3 separate regions of the Mus musculus genome follow, and all the other regions are linked to region 1. The links are chromatin loops, found by intact Hi-C in ENCODE. Cell type or tissue: gastrocnemius. All regions are shown on one strand. Links, peaks and the distances in the headings refer to the core of each region. The heading gives the core; the rest is flanking DNA. Region 1 overlaps Rnf214 (ring finger protein 214). Region 2 holds the start of Cep164 (centrosomal protein 164). Region 3 overlaps Dscaml1 (DS cell adhesion molecule like 1).

Evidence for each region. Peaks named below come from ENCODE experiments on the same cell type or tissue, not always from the same donor. Only the 100,000 strongest peaks of a DNase experiment are listed, where the experiment ranks them.
Region 2: it touches region 1 in a loop (2.5-fold over the local background); 4 of 42 quality-filtered maps call a loop at or near these places.
Region 3: a loop joins it to region 1, with 8 times the contacts of the local background. A loop is called at or near these places in 4 of 42 quality-filtered maps.

The regions. Positions count from the first base shown.
Region 1 is chr9:45,875,214-45,880,603 of GRCm38, forward strand. The region is part of intron 6 of Rnf214 (ring finger protein 214); the gene reads right to left. It also overlaps the pseudogene Gm24646. Among named protein-coding and RNA genes, the nearest start is that of Pcsk7, 29 kb to the right of the region's middle. In gastrocnemius, for the core only: a CTCF peak has its summit at 2,922 (motif pointing left); no DNase peak of the experiment used is centred there.
Region 2 is chr9:45,826,820-45,832,209 of GRCm38, forward strand. It overlaps Cep164 (centrosomal protein 164), which reads right to left and starts at 1,844. Exons shown (of 30, transcript NM_001081373.3): 1 at 1,683-1,844. In gastrocnemius, for the core only: a CTCF peak has its summit at 2,529 (motif pointing right); DNase peaks (open chromatin) are centred at 1,051, 1,413, 1,861 and 2,535; H3K4me3 peaks cover 1,815 bases; H3K27ac peaks cover 1,110 bases.
Region 3 is chr9:45,581,760-45,587,149 of GRCm38, forward strand. The region is part of intron 3 of Dscaml1 (DS cell adhesion molecule like 1); the gene reads left to right. Among named protein-coding and RNA genes, the nearest start is that of Gm22069, 50 kb to the right of the region's middle. In gastrocnemius, for the core only: no CTCF peak of the experiment used is centred there; DNase peaks (open chromatin) are centred at 2,670, 3,563 and 4,900.

The DNA.
Region 1 (5,390 bases), core at 321-5,320:
CAAGGATCAAAAGCATCCGCCAGTGAACACCACAGCTGTAGCAAGACAGACTGACACAGGGAAATCAGACACATGGAGTGCCTACTAAAACTACACAACTGTGAGAAACCCTAAGCTCAATCCTAGAACCACAGTAAGCAATAATCGGCTCCACTTGCCCACCCAAACCAATAAAACCTACAAAGTATCAAAACATTAAAGTAGAAAGAATCTGAGCAGTTGCTTTTGAGTGACTCAAGAGGGAAAGGGCACTCAAGGGAGTGTATACAAGATGTAGCTGTGTAATGAGGACTCTGTTTGTGTCAGGCACTTTGCTGGAGGAACCAGTGGAACACAGAGGTTTCTGTGAGGCTGTGCCTCCTAGAAATGTCATAAGCTATACCCATAAAGTCTCACCAAGATGGATGACCAAGCATGAGCTGAATGAGCACAATACAATAGACATGCTAATGTGAAAGGGACCCATGAGACCTCAATCCTAGACAAAGAACTACAGGCAAGACAGGGATGCTGAGATCTGGAGAAACAGTCTTCCACAGGGAAGAGCACACCAATTTGTCATCCAACACCAGATGGTCAGCCTTGAAAGCATATACATACAAGTAACAGTATACAGAATCAGCAGGCTGGATTATGTTTCTAGGAATACACAGACAGACAGACAGACAGACACACACATACATACACACACAAAATCACCAGCAGTCGCAGCAGCATTTAAAGAAAAAGGGGCCATAATAAGTTTAAAAGAAAGCAAATGGGGTGGTATGTGGGAGAGTTTGGAGGGAGAAAAGAAGGCATGGGGAAAATGATATAATTATAGATAGATAGACAGACAGACAGACAGACAGATAGATAGATAGATTCCCTCACTGTCATGCCCACAAGCTAGCCTTATAGAAGATTCCTTATTAAGATCCCTTCCCAGGTGTGGAAATACTGCAATCAAGGCTACCACAGTAGGTCATAGTGAAATGTATTACTTAAATGTTTGTGGCAATGCTGGTCTATACACACCTGCAGAACAGGCAATCATGCAAGAATTTCAATGTAAAGATGTGTGATCTATAATACTTATTCATGTATCTCCTTCTACAAATAAAAAAAATGTTTATCACAAAAAACAAAAACAAAAAAAGGCCTTGCCTTGGTCATAGTGTCTTTTCACAGCAGTGAAACCCTAACTAAGCCAGTTACCATGCCCAGCAAAAGGCAGCAATTCTCCTTTTAATTTAATTTTTTTCATTTATCTTATATGTATAGGGGTTTTGTCTGAATGTATGGCTGTGCACTACATGTGTGCCGGGTACCTTTGGAGTTTCTAGGATTGATGTAACTGAACTGGCATCCTCAGTAAGATCAGCTGTGGAGTCATCTCTCCAGCCCCCAAAACATTTCTCCTAACAGAAGTGTCTAAGGCTCATTCCCTCACATCGTCTTGTTTATAACTCCACTCTCCTCCATACACCCCTGCCCTCTATTCGAGATTCTGGGTATGTTTGCTACATACACACCATCCACTTATTGACATAAATCTGCATCTGATTTCTACTGACAAGTTCTGTTCCTCTAACAGACCTGAGGAGGTGTGCCACATGGTCTCCAAATCAACTTCTATCACATGAAGAATTCTCTAGTTGTTCTTTAAAAACTTCTAGGTAGCTATAACTTCTTGGAAAACACATAAGCCTCCAAAGCTGGAATCTTCTCACATAAGAATGTGTGGAACAGGGCTGGAGAGATGGCTCAGAGGTTAAGAGCACTGACTGCTCTTCCAGAGGTCCTGAGTTCAATTTCCAGCAACCACATGGTGGCTCACAACCATCTGTAATGGGATCCAATGCTCTCTTCTGGTATGTGTCTGAAGACAGCTACAGTGTACTCATATTCATAAAGTAAATAAATGAATCTTTAAAAAAAAGAATGTGTGGAACAATTTGTGGAGTTCTGTGATGTCCCACCTAATTTCCCATTCTTTCTTTGACAGTGGGCTAATTATAGGAGAGCATGAGAGATAGCTGCCTTCTGTGTCTGGTGATATCCTTGAAGATGATAGATACTCAAGGAACAAACTGTCTTTTACTAAATACATATGGCAACTACATATGCATTTATATATGTACACACTTGTATCAGAAAATCCTCTTATATCTATGGGAAATTCCACATATTCACAAACGAAAATTCTTTTTCTTTGGGCATTGCCTCCAACAGGCATCCACATAAAAGAGAACTACTGATCAGACAACAAAAATGGGTAGGAAGGGCTGGCAAGATGCTCAGTGGGTAAAGGTGTTTGCTGCTAAGTCTGATGACGGGAGTTCAATCTCTAGGTCCACACAGGGGAAAAAAGGGAAAGCACTTCTGCAAGCTGACCTCTGAGGGCCACACATGTGCTTGCACACATACACACTGGCTTAGTTAGGGTTTCTGTCTTCTATGACAAATCATCATGACCATAAGCAATTTAGGGAGGAAAGAGTTGATTCTGCTTATACTTCCACATCACAGTCCATCACTGACAGAAATCAGGGCAGGAACCGATACAGAGGCCATAGAAGAATTCTCTTTACGAGCTTGCTCAGCCTGCTTTCTAACAGCATCCAGGACCACCAGTCCAGGAGTGGTATAATGGGTTAAGTCCTCTCACACCACTAATTAAGAAAACGATGCCTATAGAGGCATTTTCTCAATTGAGAGTCCCTCTTCCCAAATGACTCTAGCTTGTGTCTGACATAAAACTAGCCAGCACACACACCCAAATTAATTAATTAATTAATAAGTATAATAATGTTTTTATTAATGAAAAAACTTGGGAGAGGCTGGAGAGATGGCTGCTCTTTCAGAAGAGCTGGGGCGTGGTTTCTAGTACTCACATATTGGCTCACAGCCATCTAACTTTGACTCTAAGGAAATTGCTGCCCCCTCCTGGCTTCCCAGGTATTATATACAAGTGACTAATAGATATATATGCTGGGAAAAATCCCCATACACATAAAGTAAAGTTAAAATTAAATAAACGGGTAAGTTTCTTAACAATGACAAAAATACTCAGCTTCCTTATATGCTAGCTGTATAACATAACCATCAGATTTTCAAATAATACATTATGTAAAATAATACATTATGTAAAACACGTACAAAACAAGACTGTTCACAGAGTAAAGGTGCTTGCCACCAAGTCTGAAGTTCAATCCTTGGAACTCTCATGGTAGAAGAAAATAACTAGTTTCTGAACATTGTCCTCTAACCTCTACATGTGTGCTATGGTGTGCACATACACACCCACACACACAAAGTAAATAAGTGTAAACAAAACAAAACAATGAAAGAAAAACACCACACATACCAGTTCCCACTTTTGGCAGAAAACAATCCATTAGGTGTTTTCTGGCTTTTGATTTTGACAGCCTCATTCTGTTGCCCAGACCAGAGTACAACTTGCAAAAATCCTCCTGCCTCAGCCTCCCAAGTGCTGAGAGTAGTCAGATGAGCTGCAATACCCAGCTAAAGTTTTAAAATCTGTCTCATTTCTTTCAACCCTACACTTCTATTATTTCTCATACTTAGTTTTTGGGTATCAGTGGTTAAAATTAATAAATTCTATCACATTATACAATCTTGGCTTATTGCAGGTCTTGATATGTTTACATATTTTTAAAATTAACTTTATTTATTTATTTTAAATATTTATTTGTTTGTTTTATGTAGGTACACTGTTGCTGTCTTCAGACAGCACCAGAAGAGAGTATCAGATCCCATTACAGACTGTGAGCTGGGAACCGAACTCAGAATCTCTTAACCACTGAGCCATCTCTCCAGCCCTTTAGCTTTATTCTTTATCATAGAAGCCAAACAAATTTTTAAAATTTTAGAAAACAAAAATAATTAATATAGAGTTCCCAACTGTTTGGTACTGTTTATATGACAAGTTACTTAATCTCTGAAGACATCAATTTCTCCATTCATAACAACAACAGTATTTGCATCATGGCTGGGATGAAAACGTGTATGTCACTGCTTTCTAACTGAGAAATGTGAGCTATGTGTGTTGACTCACACTTGTGACCCCAGCAGCTGGGAGGCTAAGCAGGAGATTTGCTATGCGTTTGATGTTAGCCTGTACTACATAATGAACTTCAGTCCAGACTGAATAAAAGTATAGGACTCTGACTCAAAAAACACAATGTTTTTAATAAGATATCTACCATATGCAAACTAAGACACAATATTTGGGGTTGTTTTTGTTAGTACTGCTGGAATTGAACCGAGGGTCTTGTCTGTGCCAGGTAAGTGCTATAAAACTGAACTGCATCTTCTGCCCATATTAATTTTTTAAAATATGGAACGCTTCATGAATTTGCATGTCATCCTTGCACAGGGCCATGCTAATCTCTGTATCATCCTAAGTTTATGTGCTGCCTAAGACGCAAGCATTAAATGTTTTGTTAATATATATTCATTTACTTATTAGAGACAGGGTCTCATTACTTAGCCATGGCTAGCCAAGAATGTGCTCTATAGATCAGGCTGTCCTCAAATTTACCTGCCCATACCTCTGGGCTACTGGGTTACATGGGTGGCATGTTCCAGCACACCTGGAACAATTCATTTATTTTTTGTGAGTGTGATTGGTTTGCCTGTATGTATGTCTGAGCACTACATTCTTGCAGTATCCAGGAAAGCCAGAAGAAAGTATTAGATTCTCTGGAATTGCAGTTACAAACCACTGTTAGGTGCCCTGTTGGTGTTGGAAACCCATGGCAAGTGCTCTTAACTACAGAGCCATCTCTCCACCCCCAAATCTTACTTTTTAAGTTTGAATTTTAAGCTCAACTTCTCATAACCATACTATATATAAAAATGTCAACTATTACAGTCAGGAATGGGTGAGTCACATCTGTGATCCCAATTCTGGGGAAGTTAAGGCAGGGGAATTTCCATGAGCTTGGCACTAGTTTGGACTATTATGTTCTATAGTTAGCCTGAGCTACAGTGGAAGACCCTGTCTCAGAAGGCAAAACAAGGAGGTGGGGAAGCTAGGGAGATGGCTCAGTAGGTAAAGCACTCACAATGCAAGCAGGAAAATTCAAATGCCCAGAATTTAGATCAAGCTAGGGCTGCAGGCAGTGGTGTGTATCTGGAATCACAGCACTCTTACAGAGATGAGAAGGAGTGTCTGGAAGCTTACAGCCTAGCTGGCAAAAACAACAAAGAGACCCAGTCTCAAGCAAGGAAAGCAAGAAAATCCACATCCACGCAGTGGCATAAACACATACACAAAGACACACATACAAAGATGATTAAACACTAAAAAAAGTCCCATATATATGTGTGTGTATAATATATAAGATATATAATATATATGTAACATGCATACACATGTACAT
Region 2 (5,390 bases), core at 155-5,154, 49 kb before region 1:
AAAAAAAAAAACTTTACCAACTGAGCTATCTCACCGCTATCTCACCGGCCCCTAGAGCAAGGACATTTAAAGCAGAAGGAACGCCATGAACAGAAGCAAAGCAGCTTGATGGGACGGAGTGGCTACTAGGGCCTGCCTAGCATGTGCAAAGCCCTGAGTTCAATCCCTAGTACTGCAAAACAACAACTCCATATGTGAGTGTGTGTGTGGATGTGTACGTGTGTGTGAGTGTGTGTGTATCTGTGTATATGTGAGTATGTGAGTGTGTGTGTGGATGTGTACGTGTGTGTGAGTGTGTGTGTGTCTGTGTATATGTGAGTATGTGAGTGTGTGTGTGTCTGTGTACGTGTGTGTGAGTGTGTGTGTATCTGTGTATATGTGAGTATGTGAGTGTGTGTGTGTCTGTGTATGTGTGTGTGAGTGTGTGTGTGTATCTGTGTATATGTGAGTATTCGAGTGTGGGAGGGGGGAAGGGATGAGGGGGAGGGGAGGGGGGAGCACAAGCACAGCAAATGTGCTTGATGGGGTAAGGATTAATTATAACAACAAAAACTTGGACTAACCACACACTTCCCGGAACACTTGTATGCGGCAGAACTGTACCAAGGGCTTTATTCGCCACCATCCCACCCCAGCCTCTCAGCTAGAGGTTTACTATCCCCACTTATCAAATACAGAGACTGCTTGAATGAAGGACAAGGAGCAGCGAGTCCGGGCTTGCGAGGGCTTTAGCTGTATACAGGACTTCATAAGGGGCTGCCATGGGAATTTCATAAAGAAAGTTGGAGGTGGTGAGAGTTACCGTTCGGAAAGGTGACTGACAGCTGCACAAGAACCAATCAAAAAGGGGACAAAATCAGAGGCAGTTATTCTGAAAGCGCAGCCAAGAAATTATGAACCAAGCCAGTGGCTACCTGAATGAAAAGCGGCTAATCCTGAGGGCAGGAGAATAGCAGGGTCTCGCAGCTAGGTGAAGGAAGAGAAGAGAGAAAGCAGAGAGGATTTCAGCCAGTCCACTGTGATTTTAGGCCAAGAAGCCGACTGCCAAGAAATCTGAAGCATGCCAGATGACTACTGCAGACAGCGGAATGAATTCTCAGCGTAGAGTGGGCTAAGTGACTGAGGAAGTTCTCCATTGAGACAAGAAACATGGGAGACATTGATAGAAGGTCCGGGGGGGGGGGCGGCGGGGGGGGGGTGCGGGTTGGAGATGATCCGCAAGCACATCTAAGCTCGAGTAAGGTATCTGGCTAGGCAGCAAGTACTTCCCAGAGCAACCGGTAACTGGAGGCTCTAGTCGCAATCCAGAGATGGAGTGCAGAGAAAAGCATGCAGGGGCCTGCAGAGGGCTGAGCTGGCAGACGCGCGAGGGCGAGTCACCGAGGCCAAGAAGAGGGCAGCGGTTCCGGGCGTAGATTCCTGAATCAGTGCAAAGAAAACCCCAAACCTCCTCTCTTGCCCAGCTGGCCGAAAGATGCCATGCGCTTGGCTGAACTTGGGATAGCCCAGGAATGGGCTGGGCAATGGCGGTAGGGTGTAGATTCAGGAGAGGCTAGAAAGCCAGGCCCCGCACGCCGGAGGGCTCTTCTCTCCCAGCTTAGTTCCCGCGCAGCAACACCTCACAACGCTTCAGCTCCCTGCAAACTCCTGCCACGCCACCAAGCCTGGCTCCGAGATCTCACCTGTCCCCGATCCGGGGTTTCCGGGAGGATGGCTCTGCGCCTCCTCCCCAGCACCACCCCGGCCCCCCACCTTCCAGGGACGCCGGGGTGTCCGGCTCCCCGCTTCCAGGGACGCCGGGGTGTTGCCCTGCAGCGACCAGCAACCACTTCCGGAAAGGCACTGGCCTAGCAACTGAGAGGCCCGCCTCTACCAAGAGCCAATAGGTCGCTGACTGAGAGCGTTGGCATTGGATTGGTTGAAGTTCCCCCACGAGGCTTTGCCCGTTGCATCCTGAAAGTTGTAGTTCAAAATAGTGAATAAGCACAATCCCACTCCCACCACAAAGAGGTTAAAAGAGAGACCTGAAGGTAGATAAGAGAATTTCTCCCGCGGACGAAAGGAAGCATTCATAATATTAATAATAATCTACTATTACTATTAATTAAGCAAAATTAACAATCATTTATAGACCATCATTTTGTAAAGGTCGAGTAAAATCACGCGAACAACAGTGATTATCAGTGGTCAACCTATTGATTGGGCCCTTAATAAAAGAACTATGAAGGGGTTGGAGAGATGACTCGGTTGTCAAGAGAGCTGCCTACTAACTTTTTCCTTTTAATGTATTATACGTGGACCGGGATCTGATAACACAAGCCCTTAATGCCACCACTTGGGGCACAAAGCAGACAGATCTCTGTGCGTTTGAGACTAGCCTGGTCTATATAGTGAGTTTCAAGCCAGCTGGGACTACACAGTGAGACCCTGTCTCAAAAAAAATTTTAAGTGTGTGGATGTTTTGTCTACATTATACCTGATAGTCATGGAGGCCAGAAGAGGGCACTGCATCCCCTGAAACTGGAGTTGTAAGCAGTTGTGCGCCACCTTGTGGGTGCTAGAAACCAAACCTAGGTCGTCTGCAAGAACAACAGTGCTCTCAACGGCTGAACCATCATCTCTCCCACTCTACTATTGTAAATTTAAAACCGAGTCCTGCGCCGCTAGAGTCTAAGCCGACAAGGAGAAATTGCGAGTGTTGTTACTAGGGATCTCAAACCAGACATCAGGATGTGTTTCTCATGTTTAACGTCAAATCTTTCTGCAATTCCTTTATTCTCACCACAGATGGGGAAAAAAATCACTGCTCCTCATTATCATCACAATCTTTAAAAGTGTCCCCAAGGGGCCACTGGACCAGACATAGAAGAGATGCCATATCATGACTATATCAGACATAACTAAACACTGCCCATAGCTTCCTATACACAAGACTTGCCATCTGAGGCTGTAGAACCAGCTCAGCAGCTGCCAACACCTGCTGCTCTGCGGGAGGACCAGAGTCTGATTCCCAGCAAGCACGAGGCAGCTCACAACCAGCAGAAACTCTAGTTCCAGAGGATCCAACACCTCTTCTGGCTTCTACCCACACCAGGCAAACACATGTGAACACAGACATGTGGTACACAGACATACCTGCAGGCAAAACACTGGAACACATAAAAGAATAAAATATTTTTTGAAAAAAGCAGCTAGATAGTGGTGACTGAACCACACTGAATCCCAAAGCCTTTATTCCCAACATCCAGAAGGCAGAGACAGTCATATCTTTGTGGGTTCAAGTCCAGCCAGGTCTACAAAATAAGTTCCAAGACTGTCAGGCTGTAACACAGAATAACCCTGTCAGGAAAAAGTCAAAAATAAGGAGGAGGAGGAGGAGGAGGAGGAGGAGGAGGAGGAGGAGGAGGAGGAGGAGGAGGAGGAGGAGAAAGAATGATAGAGACAAGCAGATTTCTATGAATTCTAGACTGGCAAGGTCTACATATCCAGTTCCAGGACTGTATAGTGAGCTGCTGCCTCAAGAAAGAAAGAGCTGGGCAGTGGTGGCTCACACCTTTAATCCCAGCACTTGGGAGGCAGAGGCAGGCAGATCTCTGAGTTCGAGGCCAGCCTGGTCTACAGAGTGAGTTCCAAGACATCCAAGGCTACACAGAGAAACCCTGTCTCGAAACAACAACAACAAAAAAGCATTAAAAAGGGCTGGTGAGATGGCTCAGTGGGTAAGAGCACCCGACTGTTCTTCCGAAGGTCAGGAGTTCAAATCCCAGCAACCACATGGTGGCTCACAACCATCCGTAATGAGATCTGACTCCCTCTTCTGGAGTGTCTGAGGACAGCTACAGTGTACTTACATATAATAAATAAATAAATAAATAAATAAATAAATAAATAAATAAATAAAAGCATTAAAAAATAAAAAAAATTTTTTTAATTAAAAAAATAAAAATAAAACAAAACAAGTCAGGTAGTGGTGCACGACTTTAATCCCAGCACTCAGGAGGCAGAGGCAGGTGGATATCTGAGTTCAAGACCAGCCTGGTCTATAGAGTGAGTTCCAGGACAGCCAGAGCTATAAAGAGAAACTATGTCTCAATAAATAAATTAGTTAATTAAATGAAATAAAATGAAAGTAAAATTACATTCCAGGCCAGGCTGAGGCACATAAAAAGGCCCCCTGAAGTGTTATCCCTTAAAATACTTTTCTCCTTCAGGAAAAGGGCTAGAAAATAGTCTTCAAAAAATATGGCAGGCTATGGAATTATCACCATGCAGATGAAGGATATATGTTTTATTCAGTTTCTCCCAAGGTTGGTATTCAGAAATACAAACCATTTTACCAAACAAATTAAGAAGGAAAGGGGAAATCACAAAATTGAGACATCAGCTGACAAGCCAGTAGGATGTTTATAGTCTCACTCACTGGGTTGGTTAGCTAGCACTACAGGCCTGTACTAGCAAGCCATCTTGAAACCTGTTTTTTGTTTTTTTGTTTTTGTTTTTGTTTGCGCACAAGCGTGTCAGTGTGTGAGTATGTACACGTGATTTCAGGTATACGCTGAGGTCAGAGGTGTCATGTTTCCTGGAGCTGGAGTTATAGGCTTTTGCTTCATGTGGATGCTGGAAACTGAACTAGGAACGCAGTGCTTTACAAGAACAACACTGGCTCTTATTTTATTTGTTTGTGTGTGTGTTTGTTTGAGGCAAGATATCACCATACATCCCTCCTGGCTGACCTGGAACTCTGTATGTAGATATGGCTGACCTTAAACTTAGAGATGTCTGCTCTTTAATGGCATGGATCACCATGTGCACCTTAACAGCTGAACCATCTCTCCATCTCTTATCTCTTCATCTCTCCAGCCTCTTTTCCACTTCTTTTTTATTTTTGTTTTTTTGTTTGGTTTTTTTTTTGGGGGGGGGTGGGGACACACTAAGATTTCATGACCAGCTGATTTTTTTTTTAACAGATGTTACCAAATTACTACCAAAATTTTTTTTTAGAGTTTACAGTCTTGCCAAGTGGTGGTGGCAGAAACCTTTAATCCTAGAACTCAGAGGCAGACAGATATCTAAGTTCAAGGCTAGCCTGGCCTGGTCTACAGAGCAAAGGACAGTCAGGAATATACCAAGAAAAAAAAATATATATATATCCCTCAGAAAAAATTTACCAACATTTCCCTACCAATCAGAAAGGAAGGGGAGGGGAGGTAGAAGGGAAAAGATGATTCTTAAATATTATTGGATTTTTATTTGGTGGATTGGTTGGGTTGGGGTTCAAAGTTTCTTTTGTTTGTTGATCTGGATTTTTTTTTGTTTTTGTTTTTAGCTTTTTGCTTTTTGTTTTTTGAGACAGGGTTTCTCTGTGTAGCCCTGGCTGTCCTGAACTATAT
Region 3 (5,390 bases), core at 235-5,234, 290 kb before region 1:
GCCTGCAGCCTTAACCTTCTGCGAGCATTAGCTTCCAGCCCGCCTAGCCTCCTAGCCAGTAAGCAGAGATGTGGGCTTCTTGGAGAAGACCCTATGGGGAATTGGGGAAACTAGGGTCTTGGCATCAGAGATGTGACCTTGACAAAAGCCCAGGTGCTGGAGAGAGAGAGCTCAGGGGTTAAGAGCACTGACTGCTCTTCCAGACGTCCTAAGTTCAATTCCCAGAAACCACATGGTGGCTCACAAGCATCTGTAATGAGATCTGATGCCCTCTTCTGGTGTGTCTGAAGACAGCTGCAGTGTACTCATATAATATAAAAGAAATAAATTAATTAAAAAATTTAAACAGACAGACAGACAGACAAAAACCCTTGGCTGGACCCCCAGAACCAGAGTGGACACCGCACGTGTCTCTTGCATAGACACACCTCAGCTCCACTCCAGAAAGGCAATGATTCAGTTCGCTCTGCTGAGCAGATTTATGCATGAAGTGGTACGGTTCCTTCCTTGTCGTCTCTTATTTTAATCCCTAGATTTGTTTCTATTTTTATGTTTTCAAAAGGCCTTATTAGCATTGATCAATCTGCTGTTTCTAATTTCCACCCCAGTTTGGGAAATCCATGTTGCACTTGTATTTCAGGGCTTCTGACTCCGATGCCCATCTCCCTCATGGCATCCCTGGCTTCCCACAAGAGAGCCAGGGCCGAGGGCTGGCGGGCTAGGATGCAGGCTGTCTGCTGTCTCAGTCTGATGCTGTGACTTTGAACAAGACATTCTCTTTCTGTGGGCCTTATTTACTTCCTTCACTTGTAAGATGGGCAGGTTAGGCTAGTTGGTGTTAAGAGAAACCAGTCCTGGCCCTGGAAGCCCGGTTCTCAGGAGGAGTGCCCTCCTTATTTCCCCTCCTAGAGGACTGCTTCTCACCAAATGCATTAAAGGAAAAGCGAGCGCTGGGACTCTGGGCTATGGACTGGAGCCACAGGGGTCTCCTTGAGATCTGCCTCCAATAAAGAACTCAGATTCTGTACAAGGAACCAGAAGAGCAGAATAAACTGGGTTAGAAATCACTTTTGAGGCTCCACATTTGGGGTTTCACAAAAGATCTTATATTTTGCAGATGAGAAAACCCAACCTGGTGCTTCTAACTGTACCAGAGGCCAGGTGGGGATGATGAACTGTGGAACTTGGGCCCTTGCCACTCTCTCCAGCACCTGGGAAAAAGTAGGCCTGCTGCTGGCCCCGGGCAGGTTCCACTAAGCACAGGTAGCTATGGTGGGGCTGGAGAGAGATGCTGAAGCAGGCTTGCCCATCGCATCCCCATCACATCCCCCTTGCGTGCCCATCCTACACCTTCCTCAGCTCTCTAAGTTGGAAGGTTAGAGAGACCCCTGAGAAAGGGAGAGTTCTAGTTCTGTGGACCTGTCTGCTCAGCCCTGTCACCATGAATACCTCAGTCTCTCATCTTGACATTGGAATAATGCCATACCAAGTGTCCCTCGTGAAAACCGTTGTAGTCCCAATGCAATGTGCAACGAAAGGACTTTCTACATCAAAACATAAGTCAGTTATCAGGAAATCCTAAATGCTCAAACCATGCTGGCCTCTGGAGAAGTGTAGGGAGAGGGAATATGTCAAGATGCCTGTAGTCCCACAGGGACAGAGAGGGTAGAGGGATGCCCCATGGTCCCTACAGGAAGAGTCAGCTTGGTTAAAACTGTAAGAGTTTGTAAAATGAAGTGTTGTGTGTCCTGAAAGGCATAGGGATCTTGGCAGCAGATAAAAGCAGATAAGGTCAGAATAAAATGTTGGGGCTCTACAGAGATGCCCAGTCAAGAATGATCATGTTCGCAGGAGGCAATCTGGGGCAAGCTTCCTTGAGCCTCAGTTTCCTCTTTGTTCCAAACTTACATGGTTATGCTTTCATCAGTTGAATGGGGTAAGATATAAACAATGTTCTCGCTGTGCTAGGATGGCAGCTCCTGCAGGCCTGTCCTGGAGACTGTGGAAATGAACTTGAGTGAGATCTGTTTACCGAGCTGAAAGCTGAGCCAGGCCATGGATAAGAACTGGGGTTCTTCCAGAGGCAGTGCCCGGTTGTCGGGGGCAGGGGAAACTCTGAACGTGGGGCTCAGGGGAGATGTAATGCAAAGATACCGACGTTGGTCAGCCCTGGGACGCCATAACAAAAACACGGAGGGAAGCAACTTTTAAAGAAAAAAGCGTTATTTTGGCTCATGGGTTTGGAGGTTCCTGTCAGAGATCAAGCAGTCTACAGTCTGCAGCTTGGTGAGGAAGGAACATCATGGCCAGGGTCATCAGTAAAAGAAGCCACTGAAACTACCAGCCAGGAGGCAGAGGAAAGGACAGGCTGGGTCTCACAGCTCCCCAGCAACCTAAGGACCACCCTCCTCATGGCCCACTGCAGCTCCCAACGGTGACACCTGGGAACCACACCTTGCACCCACAGACCTTTAGGACTTCACTCTGTGGTAGTGTGGTGCTAGAAACATCCAGAATGATGGTTTTACCAAGACCAAGGAACCAAGGAAGACCACCTTCTGTCCCAGCCTTGCAAGTAAGCATTGACCTGTGAGACCAGTGAGGAGCTTGTAGAGCTAAAGGCCATCCTCAGAGGGTGCTCAGCAGGAAGCTTCTGAATGAGAGCCATGTCCAAGAGGGCGGGGCTTCTCAGTCACCTCTAGTGGCCTACCAGCAGACCCAGGGGAACCGCTCCTGCCATCTCAGACACCAGCAAGAGCAGATTTGCTCAGACCTATTGACAAAGAAAGCAAAGGAACAAATTCCCTTTCTCTGGTGATAGGTGGCTACCAAAAAAAAAAAAGTAAATAAATAAGAAGAATGAGAAAATTAATTATCTGCTGTAATTAGTGTAATGACCTACACCATTAGAGGGTATTTACCACCAGGATAAAACTTCTCACCGTAAATGTCAGCTCAGCCTCTTGAATGCGTAGGCTCCCAGGAGCTGACAGACCTAGCTGGCAGCTTCTGTGGATTTTCCTCCCCATTTCTTTCTCTCTGGATGATTCCAGTGCTGGGGATGGACAGGTAGTAAGTATCCTATGAGATCTGTCCTACTGTGTGTCGAATGCTTGTGGCTAATCCCTCGGAGTCTTGAGGGCAACATGTAAGAGTGTCCCATAGGGGCAGCTACACGAGGGAGCTGAGGTCTGCAGGGATGGGATCAGAGAAGCAGGGGATGTCTGGGAAGGTAACAGTACAAGCAGACCAGTTCAGAGGCGAGCTGGATCGTCCACATTCCTGACCCTTCACCTAGTGAGTCCTGCAGGTGACAAGGTAAGCATCACTCCTAGTGTCCTCTGCAGACGAGGAGCAAGCTCAGAGAGGCCCATTGACTTCAGAGCCCGAGACTCTTTTAATTGCCCAGTAATAGCTAATCGATCTTGTCTCACCCCACCATCCAAGCAAAAAAAAAGACAAATGAACTTGGATAAAGTCCAGCAGGCTCCTTCGTGTCATCAGGCAGCAGTGTGCGGCCCACATTTACTTCTTGCCCTGCACTGTGGAGCAGGGACAAGAAAGGACAGCCCTCCCCGCACAAAGCCATACTTCGAGTAGCAGCCACAAGGGGACAGAGGCTGAGCAAAGGCAGCTGGAAGTGTGGACAAGTTCCCTGACCAAGTCTCAGCAGGACTGAACTAGGCGAAATCAAGAGGCTTTTTTCATCTCTGTCCTGAAACTGGTCCAGGACCTTTCAGCCCTCTATGCCCAGGGCTTAGCTCTAGAGGGTATGACAATGTCTCTGAGCCTGGTGGGATTATAGCTTCTTTCCCATTGCTGGCCTAATGGTTGCCTATACAGCCTACCTAGAAGCAGTTGCTTCTTCTGCCAATATTAAAGCCACACCAGCAAATACAGAGGCAGTGACTGCTTATCTCGGGCTGGGGAAGCTCTGAATGAGGGGGTCTGGGAGACATAGCACAAAGGTGCTGTCACTAGTCAGCCCGGTGGCGCTGTCATAAAGGAAACACTGAAGGAAGTCGCTTTTAAAGGAGAAAAGGTTTATTTTGGTTCGTGGTCTTGGAGGTTCTGGTCAAAGATCAAGTAGTCCACAAAGGGCTTATTGTGAGTGTGGAAAACCATGGCCAGAGTCAGTGATGAAGGAGGCCACTCAGATCATAAGCCAGGAGGCAGAGGAGAGGAAGGGCTGGCTCCCACAATCCCATGAAGATCCATCTCATTTCTCAAAGGGGACACGAAGGGGCTGGTTTTCCATGAGCAGTGTGATAGTCAATCTTGAGTGAATTTAGAGTCACCCAAGGGACACACTTTTGGGCACATCTAGTCAAGACCGTTCCAGAAAGGATTAACTGAGAAGGGATATCCAACATCCTTTCAGTTTAGGACTGAAGAAAGTCAGCTGAGTCCCAGTATTCTCCTGTCTCTGCTTTCCTGGTCTATCCAAATGCGAGCTAAGCTAGCCTACCCTGCTACCGCTGAAGGCTCGCCATGCCTTCCCCACCATGGCCACCATACCTTCTCACTGTAATGGACCCCAAACCATGAGCCAAAATAAATCTCCTCCTTCTATTAAGTTATTTCTTGTCAATTACTTGGTCACAGCAGTGAACAAAGTGGCTAACATGCTGGCAGCCTCACACATACCAGGGTACTTAATGTCCCTGGATGCCACACAATGGATGCCAATATTAGATAGAACCCAGGGGCACCGTTCATGAGAACATGCTTGACGCCTGTCTCTATAGCCCCGGAGGGCAATGGGAAGTCTATACAGAGACCACCCCCACAGGGATCCCATACGACAGATCTTCTCAGCTGCCACTCAAGGTCAGCACTGCTCCTAGGTAGGCGGAAACTGAGCTCCTCCCTCCACTCCAGACTCCACTGTGACGGGCGGAGCAGATGGCCTTGGCCAGGGTGGGTCATACCTCTGGGACTAGGCCTCCTCGTTTCTCAAATGAGGGCGTCTCTGGCTTTCCTGTTTTCACACTTCTCTTGTCAGGCTGTCACGGCAGCTGAGTCTCCTTTCCTCAACAGTCATTTATAGCTGAACATGGGTTTGAGTTGCTCTTCTCCCAGGGGCATTGCTGTCTTAAGCCTCATCTCTCACTGTGGGATAAAGAGCTTTGTCCTGGTGAAGAAGTGGCAGGTGTTTAGGAAGGAGAGAGGAGGGGTGTTCTATAAACCAGGGGATCCTTTCCCAGGACCTGAAACCTTTCCTCTAAGATGACACTCCCTTAGGATCCCCACTCTGTCAATCTCTTAGAGATGGAAGACATTCATACAGGTATGAAATGAAGCCCATATTTCTGAATGGATCTCAAAACAATGATTCCCAAACATGACCCCATTTCAGAATTATCTTGCTTTTTTGTTGTTGTTTTTGT